Linked DNA regions of Homo sapiens: region 2 is linked to region 1. Evidence: chromatin loops called from intact Hi-C (ENCODE). Cell type or tissue: adrenal gland. All regions are shown on one strand. Links, peaks and the distances in the headings refer to the core of each region. The heading gives the core; the rest is flanking DNA.

Region 1 (5,367 bases), core at 163-5,162:
TGTCTGGCAGGCGGGCAGTGTGTCACCCGCTTCCCTGGTGGTAAGTGCGGCCAGGAGGATGCGGCCTGTGGATCCTCCCCGGACCTGTGAGCAGCAAGCCTGGGACTGAATCTGTCTGCATCGTTAATCACCGATTTGCTATCTCTTCCTCCACAGCATATCACTCCCTTTCCTCTGGAGGAAAAATGCCTCATGATCTAAAGCTGAAGGCATCTTTCATAATGAAGTGCTTCCTGTGCTGATTCATGCGTCCCCTTTGCCCTCGCGAGTCCCCTTTGACATCCTCCACACACAGAGCGCGACAGGAAACGCGTGTCCTCTGGTTAAGCCACGCTGACTTCCCTGAGGGTTTGGTACCACAGTTAGCACTTTTTGGATGAGGAAGATGAGGCTGAGAAGGGCGCCCAAACCGACCTCCCGGCTGCAGGAGTGTGCGGCCTGAAGGGAACCCCGGGGAACTGCGCAGGCTTTGGGAACCACGCAGGCCGGGTGCAGACGCAGCTGCCCTGCCAAGTAGCACGTGCTCCTGGGAGAAAGATTGCCCTGGGGGAGACACTCAGCCCAGCCCTCAGGTGAACGGACCAGGCCACCAGGCCAGTGGGGCTGAGGGCGGGGAGCCCTGAAGAGGAGAAACCCCGGGATCAGATCTGCATTTTGGGACTTCATGGCAGGGAGGGGCACGGGTAAAGACCCACACGGTGAGGTGGCTGCTGAATTATGGTCCTGAAGGTTGACACAGAGAAGCCAGGATGGGAACAGGGGCTGGAACTGACAGACTGGGATTGCGCAAGGAGAGTGAGGATGAGGGTGACGCACTCGAGGGTGTCCTCGGACCCCAGAACATGATATCCAAGCGCGGGGCTTCCACAGACAGCATGAGTGGGTTCTGTGCAGTGAGACTTTCAGGTCGGAGCCTAGGTGTGGGCGCGGAGGGGCAGCAAGGCCCTGGGGACCCGGCCCTCCCTATCCTCACACACCGTGGTCCCCAGAAGCCTTTTGCTTCACGCCAGCTGCCCCAGGGTGCAGGATGGCCCCCGCCTTCCGAGGTCTTAGGTTTAGGAGGACACAGAACGGAAGGAGAAGGAGGGGCTCCTTCTGGGGGGACTCTTCCTTTTATTCTAGAAGCAGCGCCCTCCTCAGGGGCATTGGCGTAAAAATCATTGGCTAGGCTATTTCACGGCCACCTCACTCCGCCAAGCCCTAGGCAAACGGGAATCTTTACCCGGCCATATTGTGATTCCGAAGCAGCTTGGAATTCTGTCATTAAAGAGACACAAGAAGGAATTCTGTATAACTGGCCGTGTCGGCTCCTGGGGAGGCCACGTTGGCTCGGGCTAAGTGTTCAAGATGGTGTGGTGCAGTGAGTCAGGGGCCCTGACCGGGACCACCCGTAAGTTAAGTGGGGCGTGTGGTCTTCAGGGCGCACAGGTGGAGATGCCACTACATGGTCGCATGTGGGTGTCCACAGTGCAAGAGAGGCCCTGGGCCAGAAACCCAGCCCTAGGCTGTGCCTGTCCCCTGGCCATCTCTGGCTCGCCCTCCCTCCTGCCTTTTCTCTGTCCCTGGGGATGGTTTGCAGGCTCAGACCGCATGTCTGGATTGGCAGTCTCATTCTGCAGGCTCTGCAGACCTAGAAGAACAAAATGCTACCAAAGGAAGGATGCAATTTATCCATACAGAGGCTAGTTTGGACATATGGGAGGAAGTCTGTAAGGGTAGTTGCTTGTCTCTTTTGGATTTCAAGGGCGAATGGAGCCCGGATGCTGGCAGCCCCTCCTGCCCAGCGCCTTGGTTCCCGGGGAATTGAGCCTTGGCTGCTGGCTCAGCCTCCTCTGAAACCAGCAGCCCAGGGTTGCCTTAGAAACATGGCCTGGTGTGGCAAAGCCTATCCCGGGGTCTTTCGTGTTTGTGTCCTTTGAAGCCTAATTTAATCGGTTCCAAATTCTAGAACAAGAGTTCTCTCAGGGTAGCTGCAGACGTGCTCCACCCTCATCCTCCCACCCAGGAGAACCAGCGAGCTCTGGAGAGCCGCCTGCAGTTCTCCCTGGAGCCACAAGATGGCGCCAGGCCGACCGTCAAGGCCGTGGAGCCGGGGAAGAGGGGAAACGCGGGATTCTGGAGTCCCCAGCCCCTGGCCGAATCGGCTTCTGGTGCGGCCGCGTTTGGGGCCGCGGCTCCACCCCCTCTGGCTGGCCAGTAGCCTTCATCATGGGGGACGTGAGCAGACCGAGTGAGAGCTGCCATTTTTCTGGGTGTGGGCGGACAGTTGTGCAGGCCCATGTTATAGACAGAGAGACTGAGGGCGAGAGGCGCCGCCCGCCCGGGGAGCCGACTGCGAAGTGCAGAGCCGTGGTCCCCCGAGGTGTCCGCGCGGCCGCCTCCGGGCGGGGGTCCCCGGGCGCCTTCAGGCCGGGTCTGCTGCGATGCGGCGCCATCCGCGTCCGGCTCCTGGGGCCTGCAGACCTTCCGGGCCACTCCTGGAACCGCGCCGAGACCCAGGCCAGGGTGCTGAGAGCCGCATGTCGCGGCCACCAGGGGTGTTCCTGAGGACTCCACCGGGCTCAGACGAGGCGTCAGGCGGGGACGGTGCGGATGAGCGCCTGTTGAGGCCGGGGCTGGCCAGGCAGGGACAGGGAGCACAGGGAGGACACACAAAGCCGACAGCGTCAGGACGGATCTGGGGAGCAACGTTGCTGTCGCCGTGTGGACAGGACACCGACATTAGCGTGGCATTGCTGGGATGCGGTGTCTCCTGGTGAAGGGAGGAGAGTCCGCGGTGGACAGAGCACCCAGCCCAGGAGAGCCTTGGACACCGCTGGGAGGCTCAGCCTGAGGGTAGCGTGGAGTGGCCAGAGGGTTTCCGCCGGGAGCAGGGGATACCTGGGCTTCTATTTCAATACTGTGCTAACCTGAAGCCCTGAATCCTCCCGGGCCGTCCCTGGAAACCCCGGTCCATGCCCACACCTCCCTTTCTGACTCCTCATTTGTCTGTGCCAGGCACGCAGGACCCTAGTCACAGTTGTATTTGTCCCTGCACTTTCTCTGCAGAAATAAGGTAGGCTCCTGGAAGTAGGGAGTCAAATGTGTCCTGTGCCTCTCTTAGGCTTCTGGGAACCCAGGCTTCCACATACAGTAGGCCTTTAGTTGTTGACCGAAACAGATGCTAGATGCTGTTTGAATCTGCCATGATGGCGCACAGTTTTCCAAAACTCGTCCCTTAGGGCTGCAAAGCCCTGAAATGCAGCAGAGGAGAATCAGAGAGCTTAACTGGCGCAGCTCCCATCTTGAGCACTGCCTTTGTAATTAAATGTCAATTATGATTCATTCAGAGGAAAATCAATTGTGCTACTTTCATAAACTTTTATTTGGTTATTGAAAGGCAAGATTTCTCTAATCAGTTTTTCATTAAGTCAGAGCTTGATTTGCAACTGGAAGCTTCCAAAGCCCTCCCGTCCCACTGCTGTCCCTCTTTGGCCTGAAGAATGTGACCGTTTGGGGTGTGACCCTAGGTTCATATTGCATCCGTGGGTTCCCACACAACCCTGTAGAGCATCCAGACCCACTGCTGCCTCTTTCAGAGCCAGTGTAGACAAGGTCATCTTCAGAGCACTGAGCCTCAGTTTCCTCATCTGCTAAATGAAGGAAGTCTTTAAATGAGGTAGTGGATATGAAGATAAAAATGCCTGGCTCTGGGCCTCACAAATAGATGCTCAACAGATACTAGTTCCTTAGTAGATTTTAGTTTCCTTCCTGCATCCTTGATTTCTGCCTGGACTCTTCTACTTTAAGTGGGGCATTGTGCAGTTTATGGCCAAGAGCCCAGAATGTAGAACTTAGCACCTAGAACTTTGGTGCAGCAAGGCTGGGAGTCACACACCACCTCCCCAGCCCCAGCTTGTCCCCCACAGAGCAGGCCTGCATCTCTCCACCGACCTCGGAGCATTTCCTGGAATCTGCTCCCCAGCTTATTGTGATTTCTAAACATTTACTTTAATGCTTGGATTAATTTTTCTGGTATGTGTGTGTGCACAGGCCTGCAAGTATGTATGTGTACATGCAGGCATGTCTACTGCATGTTGATGCCCTGCCTCTGGAAAAAGTCTGGGGCACACACCATTGCACGTCAGGTAGGGGAGAATTGCCTGAAGGAGAGACGACCATTGCACCAGTGCAGGAGGACTTGGTGGCAGCCCTATTCCCTCTACTTGCTCCTGCTACGTATGAGTTCCCAGTACGTTTTAGCCAGCAGCCTGCTTTGCCGCCATCACTTGCTCCCTGTAGCCTGGGAAATGTTTGTGGCTAATTTTCAGCTGACCGGCAGACTCTGAAGAGGGTGGCCATGCTACTCAGTAGGAATACAGTCTCAAAAAGAGGGGGAGCAGGGCTGCCAGAGTGGGGTGAGGTCTTGCCAGACAAAGGAAAGAAAAGTGCACAGGAAGGAATCTGTGCAGCAGCTTTTCTTCAGGTAAGCCAGACTAATCCCTGAGATCTCAGGCTGAGGGACCAGCACTTTAGAAAACAAACTTGCAAGAGCTTAGTGATGGTTAATGTTGGCTTGTCCCACATTAGCTTGCTGAAGATGGGCATGTATATACCTCCTCTCATTGCCCACCCAGGACACCCCCAGACCTGGTCTCCCAGATTGCCTCTCTCCACCCCTCCAGTTTATAGTCTCCACCACCTCCTACTTGTGCCTGTTCCATTCTTGCAAGAGAAGTTTCTCAAAAGCCAGCTCTATAGCTACTCACTATTCATCACCAAATGTACTTCCCAAGAATAATAACTACACTTGTTGAGTGTGTTAGGCCATCCTTGCATTGCTATAAAGAAATACCTGGCTGGGTAAATTACAAAGAAAAGAGGTTTAATTGGCTCATGGATCTGCAGATGCAAGAAGCGTGGTACTGGCATCTGCTTCTGGTGAGGGCCTCAGTAAGCTTACAATCATGGTGGAGGGTGAAGGGGAAGCAGGTGTCTCACGTGGGAGAGTGGAAACAGGACAAAGAGATGGAGAGATGCCACACACTTTTAAAGAACCAGATCTCAGGAGAACTCACTTGCTATTGTGAGGACAGCACCACGCCATTCATGAGGGATCTCTCCTTGTGACCCAAACACCTCCCCCTAGGGCCCATCTCCAACACTGAGGATTCCATTTCAACATGAGATTTAGAGGGGACACACATCTAAACCATATCACTGAGACTCTACATTTTTATGTACCCAAGAATTCTCTCTGGTTACAGAGCCACACGGCATGTGATGGAAAGGACATAGGCTCTGACATCATAGACGTGCAGGTACCATCCCATCTGTCATTGCCAGCGGGAGAGATCTTGAACAAAATGCACAACTTCCTCATTGCTT
Region 2 (5,367 bases), core at 191-5,190, 420 kb before region 1:
CTTCCAGTGGGGCTCCCATCTGACTGGGCCCCACATGCTACCACTCAGTAACTGCTCCCCAGAGCTCGGCTTCTCATGCTCTTCCCGCCTCAAACCCAAAGACCCACCACACGCTACCACCAAGTGGGGATTGAGCCCAGTCCTGCTGCCTCCGTGATGCTTGAGGTCTGACCTAGAAACACCCCACAGTCTTTCATAGAGGGGGTATGCAGCCCCACAAAATGCCACATGGGATGGTGATGGCACCCAGAGAGGGAAGCTGAGGGGTTGGGGAGACTCCTGGGTTTCCCATCTCCTCACCCTCCAGCATTCACTGGGGCAGAGCAAGGACACTGGAGCAGAGGGATGGCCTAGACCCACCTGCACCCACACAGGCTCACAGCACTGCCTCCTGCAGGGCTGATCCTCCCTGGGCCGGTGGTGGCATCGGTGGTGCAGGACCAGAGGAGTACCTGAAAACAGCCCAATCTTATGGGGGAGGTGGCAGAAGGGGTGGCCACACTGCGCCAGGAGCCAAGCACCGCCATGGGCAGTCTCTGCTGCCAGGGGCCGACTCTCAGGCAGCCTTGCCAGCACTACCTTTGCAGAGCCCAGAGCCCAGGCATGATGCCTGTCCTTCTGCTCTGAGTGAAGGCTGCCAGGTGTCTTCCAGTAAACGCAACGACACAGGCCTACATGTGAAACTGCCCATGTCTGCCCAGGTCTCAGAAGCCCTAGTGTTCTACATCTGGCTGGTCTGGGCCAGCGGCAATCGCCCCCACCTGCAGACAGCCTTCCATGCGCATGCAGGGGTTGCTGGGAGCAGAGGGCTGGGTGCGGCATACAGCCTTCAGGACAGACAGACAGATGTCCACATGCTAGCTCCTGGCCCTCCAGGCTGAGGGACTGACACATTCTCCACCTTCTCTGGGGCCTGACTTCCTTGTGTGGAAAATGGGGCTGCTCTTCATATACTTGTCTTGGGGGAGTGTTGGGTCCAAACAAGATGACCCATTCCAAGTGCCTGCTAAGTGTGCAGGGGACAAGAGTCACCCTGCCAGCCTCTCTACATGCCCCCATGGCTTGTCACGCCTGTTCCTCATAGAGGCGGAATTCAGTCCCGCAAAATGCCACATGGGATGGTGATGGGCACCCAGAGAGGGTGCACCCCAGGCCCCTGGGAGCTGCACCCCTCTCTCAGCAGGGGTGAAACTCAGCCACCTGTGAGCAGGTGGCGACATGTGGGTGACTGGGCATGGCTGCTCCCAAGTGCCCTACATAGATGGGCCACCCCAAGGGTGTACTCATTGGGCAAGGCTTTGCAATAAAAACCATAAGATTAGCACTTTTCGGTGATTTAAGAGAATAAATTTAAAAAAAAATTCACAATAGGCTGGTGCGGTGGCTCACACCTGTCATCCCAGCACTTTGGCAGGCGAAGTCGGGCAGATCACCTGAGGTCCCGAGTTCGAGACTAGCCTGGCCAACATGGTGAAACCCCGTCTTTACTAAAAATATAAAAAAAATTAGCCAAGTGTAGTGACGGGCACCTGTAATCCCAGCTACGTGGGAGGCTGAGGTCGGACAATCGCTTGAAACTGGTAGGCAGAGGTTGCAGTGAGCTGAGATCGTGCCATCATTGTCCAGACTGCACCGGACAGAGTGAGACTCCATCTCAAAAAAAAAATTCACATGCTATTCAGTACCAATGAGTGTGCCACTGACATGGGTGCTCACAGACCACAGGTGGGAGCATACCAGGAGTGGGTGTTCTGAAGAGGAAGGTAACATTTGTACCAAGAGCAGTAAAGACATTCAGACTATTCAACTCAGAAATTCCACTCCTAGGAATCTCCAGAGGAAATCAGAGCTATGCAGAACATTTACACACAAGGAGCAGTCCTGCAGCAGTCCCCACAGAGTACAGAATGAGCAACCTGCGCACTCACCCACTGCCAACCAGCGGTGGCACACTCAGAGCGGAGCAGCTGCAGCCACTCAAATATTAAGTTTTTAATGACAACAGACAACATTTATGGTGAAATTTATATGATGGCTTCAATTACAGTGGAAAAACCATGCATGGGGAATGGATGATTTTCCTTTTCTCCCTCTGCCTCATACTTTCCTCCCACTCATCTACCAAACAATCATTATAACCACAACAAAGCGGGGTGTGAGAGCAAAAGCCTCCAACTCCCCGAAGGACGACAAGACCAGGCCCCTTCTCCTCCTCCCTCCTGGGCCCTGGAGGATGCCAGACCCAAGGTGGCCACTCCCCCGTGTGGCAGCCAGAACTCCTGCTGAGAAAGAAACCTGGATTCCCTGGCCCTAGGGACCAAGGTGGGCACTGCACTCTCTGGGACTGGGCTCTCTGATCCAGGAGCAGGAGTCCCCAGGCCCCAGTTTTATGCGTGAAGTGCCTAGGACAGGAAGCTGTGGCTTGAAGACCACCAGAGCAGCATGGCAGAAATGATCCCCCAAGCTAGAGGACCATCTAAAACGATCCTGTCACCCAACCATTCGTAAGTTTGCCTTATCATGTGTTTGCTTAAAAAAAAAAAAAAAGGATTTTTTATCTATTTTTAGTGAAAATCTAGGAGCATCTTGACCACAGATTCCCTTCTCATCTTAACCAAAGGCCTCTCTAGGCAATGTAGGCACAGTGACACCCCCAGCCTGGTCCCCAGGTCCTGTTCATTGGCCCCAGTCACATGCTCTGGGTAACATCTGTCCCCATCACAGCAGATGAGGGTTTCTCCCTTGATCTCAAAGAAGAAAGCGATTATGAAGGTAAGGTGGAAACTGTCGCATGCCACAGAAACGAAGGCTCTCATCCAAGCCCACCCCTACCTGGTCTGCCCCACCAAGGAGTCCCCAGGTTCTCAGGGAACACCATGACACTCAAGACTGACTCCGTGAACCTGAGTCACAGGGAAAGGGCAGGGACAGAGCCCAGATCCTGCAGAGTCCAGGAAAAAAAAATTCCCATGGTGCCAGCATGAGGGCAGTGCCAAGGTGGCACGGTGTCAGATGGGACAGCAGTCGAGGCGCCTAAGGCAACAGGGGAGCCTAGGAACAGAAAGCCAGGGAAGATTTCCTGGAGGAAGGGGCATCTGAGCAGACTGAAGGGAGGGGAGGAGCAGGCAGAAAAGTGGGAGAGGAGAGCAGGCACACCAGGTGGACGGCACACAGGTCCAGCACCAGGCGGATTTCTGGAGTCTGAGAAGGCTTCAGGATCACGGAGGGCAGGTCAAAGGCGAGGCTGCGGGCTCCTGCGCCATCCCTCCAGCAAGGAAGCACTGGTCTCTGCAGGGCAACGTCACAGAGGCTGCGAGCCCACTAAGGGCTCCAGAGAGGCCCTGGTGCAGAGAGGATGTGAGCTGGTCCCGGGTTCCCGGCCAAGGTGGCCCAGATGCCACACTTGGGCTCCAGATGCCCTCCGTGGCCCCAAATGAAGCCCACATGATTTCAGGGACATTTCCAGGGTGGCCCGGGCAAGACCTTGACCATGCCTGTTCTTGCGTTGCCTTCAGGCAGACGGGAAGAGGAAGGAGGGAGGTTCTGGCTCTGGAGCACCATCTGGACCCTCTGAGTGACAGCGGAGTGTGGGGTGCTGAGACATTCTAACCGAGTGGTCCCTGGAATGGCTGGCCATTTGGCTGCTGCCTGGGGATGGCCACACCTCTTTAAGGCCAGCCAGCAAACGTCCTTCCAGTGGAGTCTTACAAGCACCCTGGCTGATGTCGGCAGATGAGGCAGCCCCCATGGTGAACACAGGACTAAACAGGGACCCGCCAATGCTCTGCTCACTCTTGTTCCTTTCTACCAAGGCAGCCAAGCACTAACAGCCACTAGAAGTTCCAAACCATATTCCAGGAAGACATCAAAAACCTGTCCATCTCCATGGATGCCCAGCTCAGAGCAGCCCAGGCTGATACTGTGCAATGGGGAGGCTGGCAGCCGGGAAGAGCCCCACCTCTCTTACGCGCACCACAGGCCCACTGAGACCCTCCCAAACCGCAGCAGGGAATGGGAGGGGCTTGGTGGAGAGGTTCCAGGAGCCAGCCTTGGGCAGGGAGGCAGGCAGAGATAGAAGGAAAAGAGGGTCTCAGTCCCCAGAGAACACGGAGATGGCAGTGCAGAGCCAGAGTGAAGACATCGCAGGAGGGCCAGGGTGACACCTGAGTCTCCTGACACCAAGCCCACTTAACATGAGGCACCCCAGCAGGGATGGGCACTGCCCCTGATAGAGAGTTGCTGGGTCCCTGGGCAGATGGGGGAAGTGCATCCCAACCGCCACAGCAGAGCAGCTTAGCCCAGCTCCAGCCTGGGCCAGAAGACTCAGGTGGCGGGGCAGCGCTCAGCAGGTGGACCTCAGTGCAGCTTGGCCCTGCGAGCACAAAGGCAAGATTACCTTGGCCTCCTGATGAAGCTCATTAAAAAAGCAATCTACCTAGTGCCTGCAACAGAACTGAAGGGAGTGGAGGCGGAGAAGAGGGACTCGGAGGGTGGGGTGCTGTCACCTGCCCGGTAGCACAACCCACTTCCAGAGTGGGTGGCAGAGGGGGCCTCCTGACGGCCCTGGAAGCCCCTCCCAACCCTGGCGCATGCTGCTGAGCTAGCAATTTCCAGGCTGGCAGCCCACCTCCGCCAGAGGCATCTGCGTTTTCCATTCTTGCTCCACACATGCTCCCTGGGCAGGGGGAGCCGGGCCTTCCTGGTGTAGCACCTGGGGCCCCATCGGCCCCACCTGGTCCTCCCACTCTCATGGACAAACTCCAGAGAAAGGAGGCCAAGGCTCTTCACCCTGGGGACCCACAGGCGTGCGGGGCTGCAGGAAGAGCATCCTGGTTGCAATCTAGGGCTGAGGTGGCCTCTGCTGAGCAGGCTTGTTTCAAAAGCTCCGGCTTCTTGGCGGCCCGAAGCTTCCACGCAATCCTCTTAGGCTGCCGAGCTAAGTCCCTCTGGCAAAGGGGGTGACCCCCATCCTTGCACCCCCCACAGGTAGGGAGGCGTCTGTTGGTATTGGTCAGTGACCAACTCTGGGAGCCTACTGCTCTGACTGGTGGAAGGGTGGGTGGGGGCATGGCTGTGGTCCCAGGCACAGCTGAGCCTAGCACAGAGAAGCTGGACCAGGGTTAGGGGGGCCCTGCAGCAGGAACGTGCATCTGTGCAGAGCAGACTAAGTGCTGGGCCGGAAGCAATCCTTCAGGGGCCCTAGACAGGCAGCTCTGTGACCGCCAAGTGTAGAATGTGGCTGTAAGAGGCTCAGAACATCACCTCCCAGGCTGGGAGCTGCAGTGTGTGTGTGTGTGTGGGTGTGTGTGTGTACAGTTGGGGGAGGGGGGAGAAAGAAAAGTGGGAAGATGCCCCTCCAACTCTAGG

Evidence for each region. Hi-C counts contacts between places; a loop is a spot of excess contacts. Peaks named below come from ENCODE experiments on the same cell type or tissue, not always from the same donor. Only the 100,000 strongest peaks of a DNase experiment are listed, where the experiment ranks them.
Region 2: a loop joins it to region 1, with 3.0 times the contacts of the local background. A loop is called at or near these places in 35 of 110 quality-filtered maps.

Annotation. Positions count from the first base shown.
Region 1 is chr2:128,734,725-128,740,091 of GRCh38, forward strand. No RefSeq gene overlaps it. Among named protein-coding and RNA genes, the nearest start is that of HS6ST1, 420 kb to the left of the region's middle. In adrenal gland, for the core only: a CTCF peak has its summit at 2,054 (motif pointing right); DNase peaks (open chromatin) are centred at 2,127 and 3,087; H3K4me3 peaks cover 448 bases; H3K27ac peaks cover 611 bases.
Region 2 is chr2:128,311,409-128,316,775 of GRCh38, forward strand. All of the region lies in intron 1 of HS6ST1 (heparan sulfate 6-O-sulfotransferase 1), which reads right to left. Among named protein-coding and RNA genes, the nearest start is that of HS6ST1, 4.8 kb to the right of the region's middle. RefSeq lists enhancers at 1-650, 5,318-5,367. In adrenal gland, for the core only: a CTCF peak has its summit at 2,295; DNase peaks (open chromatin) are centred at 3,213 and 4,633; H3K4me3 peaks cover 2,224 bases; H3K27ac peaks cover 4,192 bases.